2 separate regions of the Mus musculus genome follow, and region 2 is linked to region 1. Evidence: chromatin loops called from intact Hi-C (ENCODE). Cell type or tissue: left cerebral cortex. All regions are shown on one strand. Links, peaks and the distances in the headings refer to the core of each region. The heading gives the core; the rest is flanking DNA. Region 1 holds the start of Sumo3 (small ubiquitin-like modifier 3). Region 2 holds the start of Fam207a (family with sequence similarity 207, member A).

The links. Peaks named below come from ENCODE experiments on the same cell type or tissue, not always from the same donor. Only the 100,000 strongest peaks of a DNase experiment are listed, where the experiment ranks them.
Region 2: a loop joins it to region 1, with 4 times the contacts of the local background. A loop is called at or near these places in 9 of 42 quality-filtered maps.

The regions. Positions count from the first base shown.
Region 1 is chr10:77,603,490-77,607,869 of GRCm38, forward strand. Sumo3 (small ubiquitin-like modifier 3) reads left to right here and starts at 2,608. Exons shown (of 4, transcript NM_019929.4): 1 at 2,608-2,852. The coding sequence starts at 2,832. In left cerebral cortex, for the core only: CTCF peaks have their summits at 760 (motif pointing right) and 2,000; DNase peaks (open chromatin) are centred at 1,666, 2,027, 2,652 and 3,091; H3K4me3 peaks cover 1,705 bases; H3K27ac peaks cover 1,742 bases.
Region 2 is chr10:77,514,676-77,519,055 of GRCm38, forward strand. Fam207a (family with sequence similarity 207, member A) reads right to left here and starts at 1,138. Exons shown (of 6, transcript NM_133998.3): 1 at 928-1,138. The coding sequence starts at 1,065. It overlaps 2810425M01Rik (RIKEN cDNA 2810425M01 gene), which reads left to right and starts at 1,223. Exons shown (of 1, transcript NR_163865.1): 1 at 1,223-2,266. In left cerebral cortex, for the core only: CTCF peaks have their summits at 1,233 and 2,544; DNase peaks (open chromatin) are centred at 1,203, 1,961 and 2,569; H3K4me3 peaks cover 1,794 bases; H3K27ac peaks cover 1,270 bases.

The DNA.
Region 1 (4,380 bases), core at 102-4,101:
CTTTATGAAAAAAATTTAAAATAGCTAGCTTGAGATAAGGAGTCTCCTCCAAACTCGCGATCTTCCAGCCTCTGCCTCTCTGGTGTCCGTGCAGCTATGGGAGGCAACAGGACCAGGACATCCTTCACTGCAAGGAACCTTTAGAATCCATCCTTACAGGGAGTTCCTCTGAGCCAACCTTCTCTGGCTTTTTGGTACTTGAAAGCATGCTCCATTTGTAGAGCCATTTATTTAAGTCTGTAAGAAACATGAACATATTTGCTTAGTCTCGGGAAATGTCTTAGGTTGTGTCTCTTTGTTCCATTTTCTTTCCTTGAGATTCTGATACATACTTGCACTGATCCGGGATTCTGGTCAGGTGGATACACACTTGTACTGATTCAGCAGGGCCTCTGCTTCTTCCCGTCCCTCTCTTTCCCTGAGACCCCAGAGTCCCTTGATTTCCCTTGGGAAGTTCCTCAGCCAGGGCCCTCTCTTCATCTTCTCTGGATGCTGTTCTTGATCCTCAGCTGTCTCCTTGGAAGAGTGTGTGACTAGGTGTGTGTGGAACCTCAGCTTATTATGGGGTGTCTGGGTCTGCTGTATGAAGGCAGGCTGGGATGCCCCATGCAAGGCAAGCCACTCTTCTCAGGTAACCAAAGTCATGCTAAGGTCTCATCCATGCCCAAGGGGCCTCCTTACAACATTAAAAAAAAAAAGGTGTGTGTATGTGTTCTGTGTATGGGTAGGTGTGTGTGAGTGCAGTACCTATAGAGGCCAGAAGAGGGTGCCAGACGTCCTGGAGAAGGGGCGCTGAGATCCAAACTCAGGTCCTTTGGGAAAACGGAGTGTTCTGTTTACATATACACATAGACATAGACATAGACATACACATATCTTAAGAACAGGCTTTGAAATACACACGAGTGAGCATCTTCCTGTTACCGGTTGTTCACTTTGCATAATGGTAGGCTTTCAGTGTGTGAATGGGTCATCATATGGTGTGAATGGATCGCAGTGTGGCTGTTTCTTGCTGCAGCTCACGTAGGTGCCGAGTTCATCCATCCTGTGCTGCACGTGTTGTTCTCCGATCACTTGGTAACAGATGCCCTCAGCCACAGACCCTCAGGTTTGATTCTTGTATCCTATAAACTGTTAATACAACACTTTATAATGCTTGGCATCTTAGAGCTGGTGGTACACTGTGGTCTGAACACTGCCTGCCCCGAGTCACTCACAGCTAATAGTGGAGGGAAGGTGTGCTCTGATCTCCAACAACTGCTTCAGTCAGCCTGGTTTCTGGAGTCCTGTCTCCCAGTTACACAGTCTGAGCTGGACATTCCAGAGATATGTTCAGCTAAGGATGACCATGATCTGTATTTGAGGAAAATCCATACCTTGGTCTGGTCTGGGTGTGGGATGAGTTCCAAATGCGTCCTTGTGGAAGACCTTGACAAACTTCTCGAAGAAAGGTCATGTGTACAGGGGAAAGGCTAAAAAAGGTTGGCTTCACAGACACTTGGCTTAGTAGCTTTGCAGTATTACCAGGAAGTGGGGATACTTGTCTGCTGGCCCTTCCTTGGAACAGAAACATACTTCTGTCAAACAGAGCGCCACTTCTCTGGAGGCTGCTGTGTGGTCCTGGAACACGGCCAATCAACACCTTCCTGAGACGACTGTGGGTGACTGTGTCAGCCCTGACTGGCCTGATTTGCAGGTGTTAGCAGACAGACACAGAGGGCCTGTGGGCTGCATTCTAAAAACTCACGCCAAGATACAAGGAAAGGACACTCTTGACCCCTTAGCCAGGGCTCCCGATGGATCTTCCAGCTCAAGCTTCCCTTGTTTTGCTTATCTAGTTGACTCCTTGGGCATGTTATTAAACTTCTAGGCATCTTGGTGTGCTGTGTAAAATGGGTTATTAGTGTCCACAATAGCATTCCAGAAACAGCAAATGGTAGGTCAGAAGGGAAGCTTTCTGTGCCTGTCACTCTCACCCACCCAAGCCACCTAGTGGTTACTTTGGGACTACGTAAGGAGGGAGAAAGGCAGCTAGATAGTGAGAATGAAGGGGAAGAGCTTGTCCTTCTGGAGAGCCATCTTGGGAATGGCCCTTGTGGAGGCTGGTCCACCCCATCCAGGAAATCAAATGAAAAAAGATGAAATGGGAGCATGTGCTGGCTTTCTGGGCCAACAGAAGCCATCCTCTGTGTCCTCAAAGGATGCCTTTTCTAGACATGAGCCCTCCTGTGACATTCAAATTAAAGGCCAGAGGCCTGTTCCAGGAGTGTGTGGTCCATAAACCATGCCTGGTAACCTCCTTATTCGTCTTCCGGACCACCTGAAAGGGTTAGCCTGAGTTTCTTTGCCCTCTCTTACCCAAATGCAGCCTGCATATAAGAAAAAGTCCCCAAATGTGGGTGGTGAAGAGGCTACTGGTTGGGCCAAAACGTTCCTCTGGGTCCTGACCTAGCACACAGCGCCCCCACTCCTCCCGTGCCTCCCTGCGTGGACGCGCAGTCTTGCACCCACATCCGGGGTCTCTGGGCCTAGGACCTTGAGTCGCGCGTCCCCGGGGCTCTGCGCGCACCCGGGCGCCTGACCCGCCCCGTGACGCATTCGCAACCGTCCTGAATCGCGGCTGGCCAGCGCGCACCCGCGGCGCGGGGCGCGCGCCTCGTGCACGCGCCCGACCACGTGACTCCGCGCGACCAACCAGCGCGCCGGGATTTAGGGATAAAGCGCGGCCCCGCGACAGTTGCGGCGGGAGAGCGGCGGGGCAGAGAGCGTGACTCGCCCGCTCCAGTGCCACCGGTTCCCGCTGCGCTTGCCGCCGCCGTCGCTGCGCAACCATGTCGGAAGAGAAGCCCAAGGTAAGCCCGGTACGCAAGCCGCAGCAGATTCCGCGGAACGCAGGCCGGGCCGCGCGCAAAAAGGGCCCGCGGGGCCGCGCCCGAGCCTCAGCGCCCCTCCCCCACCGACCCGCGCCCCTCCCCCACCAGCATTGCACTCCGCCCCGGGCAGCGCGCTAGCCCCACCCCCGGCTGTGCCTCCCGCCACACCAAGGCTCCGCCTCCGGGGTAGCCCCGCCCCGGGTGTAGCCCCGCCCACGGCTCGAGAACCCGGAACTTGGGTGCTGGTTCTTGGTTCGCAAGGGCCTCACTCCCTGACGCGGCCATCCTTTCGCGTGCCGTGCGCACAGTTGCACGCGTGGTGCTGCGCGTGAGGCTCAGCGGGCGCTCGTGAGAGCTGCACCGGAGTAAGAGCAAGGCTGGCCGCTCCGGGCTTCCAATGTTCGCCCGGCCGCATGCCCTTCCACTCCATCGCCGTGGTCTCGGCAGTTGGTGCGTGGGAAGGCCAGGGTTGCCCATTTCAAATTGAACAGTTTTCCCACACTCACCTGCCCTGCTGGGGGCAGTTTTATCCAACGGGAGATAAACGTTGGAGCCTGGCATTCTGTGCTCTTGACTGGCCTGGAGATGACCACTGTGTTGGCTCAGGTGAGAGACCCCAGGAGCAGGGCAAGCATCTGGACTAATGCCATGGTACCATGCTCAGCAGCCGAGCCCAGAAATATCTTGCCTGCGAGGTCCTTACCTTTAATTTCAGCTCAGCCTTGGGTCCTGCCTGCACCATCCCGGATATTGAATGAGCACCTGTTCGCCCTGTGCCAAGAGTAGACAACTTACTTTATTATATTTTGTAGCTGGTAACTACAACAAGAGTTGTAACCTTTTGGTGCGGTTAGGCAGGAAGTGAATGCCTGGTGTGTACTGGAGTGGCCATGCCTTCTGCCTCGGGTTAGTGGAGACAGAGGGTTATATGTTATATTTTGGTGACGCAGCCCAGGGGCTGTTGTCCACTAGGCAGATGCTCTACCAGTGAGTTACTTACTCTCTCCACACCCCCACAGCGGCCCCCCCCCCTTTTTTTTTAGACAAGGTTCCTTTGTGGTCCAAGCTGTCCTGGAGTTTAAGACCAGGCTGACTTCAAACTCAAAAGAGATCTTCCTGTTTCTGTCTCCTGAATGTTTCCCTGTGTAGCTCATGCTGGCCTCCACCTATACCCAGGAGCTCCCGGGTGTCAGGTGTTGGCAGTCAGTGTGCTGAGTAAGCCCTCCTTCTTCTGTATTTACTTGCTAATTAGAGAACTCCAGGCCAGAGCCCAGCCAGGCATCCTTCCGTTGGAGGGAAGCAAGCCTGAGGCCTTTCACCTCTGTCTCTGTTTTTGAACACACACATCCTTTCGGGAACCGGGTTAGAAGTCAGCATCTTGGGACCTGGAGTGATTCATGCTTCTCACTAGCGGACTTTACTTTTTCTCATATTGGATGCCACCCTTTGGAGAAGGGGGCAAGCTCTGTGGACAGTGCTGCTGTGTCACTGGTGTCCTGGGAGTGAG
Region 2 (4,380 bases), core at 298-4,297, 89 kb before region 1:
GTAGCTGTGAGATAAGGCATGACTGCTGCTTACAACTGTATGCATGGGCCCTCCCAGGAGTGAGCAGAGGGAATCCTCTAAGTACTGGTCCTTGGGCATCTCTGAGGAACAAAAATAGGAACACCAACCACATAACCTTCCAGTGAGGCAAAGACGCGGCTGACCAAAGGGGCATAAAAACAATCTCTGTCAACACAAGGCTTAAATTTGAGCCAAGTTACCAAATTAAAAGAAAAATGGGAAAAATAAGAATCAATGGCTGCACGAATCAATGACTGCACAGCACCTCCCGTGGGTGTGGGTGTGGGAGAAAACAGAAGCTCTCAGTTTGGCTACAACAACAAATAAAAGCTGGGCACAGTGGGCTACAGCCTGGGCACGAGAGTGACAAGCTGGGGGGGGGGGCTAGGGTGAAACCTTGTCTCAAAAGAATAAAGAAAGAATGAGATGAGGTAAAATAAAAATAAATAAGATCCCAAAGGCCAAAGCAACAAGCAAGCGCCAGGGACACAAGTGCATGCCATGCCTTTAACCCCAGCATGTGGGAGGCAGGGGCAGGTCAATCTCTTATGAGTTCGAGGCCAGCCTGGTCTACAGCGTGAGTTCCAGAATAGTCAGGGCTACATAGAGAGACCCTGTCTCAAACACACACCAGAGACTGAGACACAGAGATAGACAGAGGCAGACAGACAGCGCCCTGCGACATTTCCAGAGCGTAGTGGGATATTTTCCCCCAGAGATGGAAGCGCTTCTGGAGCCTCACACCCCAACCGAGAAGGCATGACGGCTAAAGGTGGGCCGGGTCAGGACCCTAACCAGAGTGGCAGGAACACACACAGAAGAGGCGACACCCAACCATCCAGGGCTCCTGATCTTTGGAGATCCGGCTCGGCAGAGACCTGGCCCGACCGGCGCCCCACACCTCACCTTCGCCCCCGCTCCGCCCGCCGGGGATTGTGGGAGCGCCGGCTCCACGGCGCGGGGCACAGGGCCCGGTGCAGAATCCCCGTCGGGTCTCACGGCCGCCCGGTGCACACGAGCCCGCAGCGCCCTCACTTTCCCCATCTTCCCTGGAGGTTTCCGCCTGTTAGCAACGCCGCCTCACTAGTGGAAGAGCCTCCCGGAAGTGCTCCCAGACAGCCGGAAATAGAGCCGCGGCTGCGTAGATCGGCGTTCGGCCGGTCCCCGGAAGTGCCTCCCGTAGCGCGTGCGCAGTTGCGGTGCTTACGTCGCGCGCTCCCGCTAGCGCGTTAGACGTGTGGCGATGTGGCTGCAGCCAAGAGCCAGGGAAGTAAAACTATTGAAGCCTCGGGTGCACGTTACGCCATGTTTCTATCGCGCGCGTCTGGGGTAGAATAGGGAGAAAGGTTCACGTCGGTTTTACTCATGCGGGTCTCTATGTGTGCAGCTTGGCGTTTCGTCCTTAAAACAGGTCCTGGAGTTGGGGACTTTGCAATTCCACTTAAATGGGTACCAGATGGACCGAACGGCCTCCGTCTTCCTGCACAGTCGGCTCCGTGTCCAACAGCCCCTGTGCACCCAGTGCAGTATTGCTTAAGGAAAGCAAGGACGAAGGGTAATTCCAGCTCTTCACCCAAATGACACCTGTAAAATACAATACAAAACCAAAGTGGGCTATAGTTGGAGCCACAAAAGAAAGTTGGGCCCAGGCACAGCCAGGGTAGAGGCCTTCTGCCTTCTTCCCTTCTAGGGTAGAGAGCATCCTGGATGCCGGGACGTCTCTGCTAGGGATCCACAGTGAGATGGGATTTGTGGGGAGAAGGTGAGCCCAAAGCGGAGTCCGGTGCCCCACAGTGGCTGAAGTAGCAGAGCATGCCAGGGAGCAGAGCCAATAAGCATCTTTCCGATGCGGTTTCTCATCAGGGGATGCCTCCAGGTTCCTGCTCCTTCCCTGACGATGAGATCCAACCTGTAAGATGTAAAGAACACCTTCCTCCCCACGCTGCCTTTGATAAGTGTTTTTATCACAGCAACAGAAAGCAATCTAGAACAGTGAGTGAGTGGCTGCAGGCCAAGCAGTGCACTAGATGTGAAGCTGAGACAAACTAGATTGAATCAGGCGACTTGAAGAGACGTTTGAGCCAGAACAGCTGAATTGAATCAGCCAGTAAGAGTTCAGAAAGAGCTAGAAAAGGAGATCGTAGTCAGCAGTAAGCCTCCGAGACAACAAGGACATCAAGCGAATAAAAGTTACTTTCGCAAGCTTGTTTTGAGATGACCTGGGAATAAAGTCCATTGAACTCTTCACAACCTGGTTCATCTCCCCAGAAGATCTGGCAGCCAGAGCCACCCTGAAAGCTAGCCTGGCTTTTACCTAGGACAGATCCCCACCCCACCCCCCCACCCCCTAAATGTTTTCTCCTTCTCAACCCTCAGCAGTGTTCCTGTGCTCTGGGCTGTCCGATGGACCCCAGGTTCCCCCATGGAGGATGAGTTGCTTAAGGCCAGTTCCAGGGCACCCCAAGGAACTCACAAGTCGACGACAACAAAGTTAATTTTTTAGAATCCTCAACTCTTCTTCCTGCCGCCTGAGGGCGCGCGTGTCCCGTGCTTCCCTGGCTCCTGGCAAACTAGTTTTGCAGTTAGAGAGGACTGTACAGCTAGTTTTGCAGTTAGAGAGAGGACTGTACAGGTGTCTCTGGCTAATTCCCCCCCCCCCTCGGGCTCTAGACCGCGACCCTGCTCCAAGTCAACTAGAGTGTAGGTGTGACCGCAGGCTGGTCCACTGATACAGCTACTGGGAGGCGGGATGGGGGTTTGGGGTGAGGGGAGGCGGACAATGTATCATCGCGCCCAGCCCTGGAAACTCAGCTGCCAGACCCCGCAGGCATCAGCAGGGTCCAGATCACCTCTCAGTTCGTCCCCAGCCCCAGCGACTGATCCAAGACAGTTCTGCCTGGCTTTTCTCGGGGAGGAGGGCTCCCTTGATCCTCCCAGGGAGGTGGCCAAGTTTGCTGGGTCCACCTTTCTTTGGGTGACCTAGCCAAGGCCTGAGCTTTTTCAAGCCTAGTTTCCCTGTTTCTACAGTGGGGGTTAGAATGAGCTGCTTGAGGACTAAGAGAAAAGTGAGAGCCAGGAAGTGACCCCTAGCAGCTTATAGTTGGAGATCACAGATTCCTAGGGCTGGGCAGAAAAGAGGCTGGTATCACAGTGTGAATGAAGGGCGGGAGCCCCAGGCACAGGGCTGGTACAGACACACAGCATCTCAGAGGCCCAGGACCTTCTGGTGACGGAACCCGCAACACAGAGTCCTAATTTGACTCTGATCATGGGTGCTAGGCCAGCCAGCCGCTCAAGGCAGTGGGGCAGGGAATTGGCCTCCTGTCCTTCACAGCTTCTGGCTGAGCACCAAGGCCCAAGGCCTTCCAGCCACCTGGGTCAACCTGCAAAGGGCACAGAGCAACTTCCCAGGAGTTCCCTGAAGTCTGGTGATCAGGGAGATGGGGAAAGGCAGGCATGGGTGTCCATGTGCCGTTACCTCCCAGACCCTCTGGTGTGTACATTGATGAGAGGCCAGATCTTTGAAGATCAGACTCCATTTTAGAGAACCTGACCTAAGTTTGAACTAAGGTAAACTAACAGGCTGGTACCTAGCATTAGTTTCCAAGTTGCCCCCCTCCTCAACAAAACCTGAGCCTAGCTCCAGTCTCTAGGTTAATTCCCAGCAAGACCAGCATCTCCAGGTTATACCCTCAACATGACCAGTACCTCCAGGTTATTCCCCCAACAAACCTGCATCCCCAGGTTACAAGCCCACCCCTGCCTAATGACCACCAATGCAGAAGGGAGCAGAAGTTAAGTTTATGATAGGACTCCCAACACCAGTCAATTGTGTTAAAGGCCACAGTGGCTTTCCAATTAGATGCTTGCACACTTAACCCTCCCCCTGCCCCCAGTTGCTGTTTGTATAAAGCCTTCCCCGATAGGTATTTGGGCTCCCACAACTACCAAAACCGTCCCAAGAGATGGTGGTGCATTGGAAGGGCCCAAGTTAGCTCAAATAGAATAGAAGCTAGATCCTGCTGTGAGTTGCATCAGATTGGCTCCTATCTTTTTGTTTGTTTGTTTGTTGTTGTTTGTTTTTTTTTTTTTTTTTTGATTTTTCGAGACAGGGTTTCTCTGTGTAGCCCTGGCTGTCCTGGAACTCACTTTGTAGACCAGGCTGGCCTCGAACTCAGAAATTCGCCTGCCTCTGCTTCCCAAGTGCTGGGATTAAATGTGAACGCCACCACGCCTGGCTACCTATCTGTTTTTTGAGGGGGTCACAAACACTTCCCTGGCACTACATTGATGCCACTGATTCTGTGGACCTAGGCTAATTAGGAAGTTAGCCTGGCACCAAGGACAGAGAGACGACCG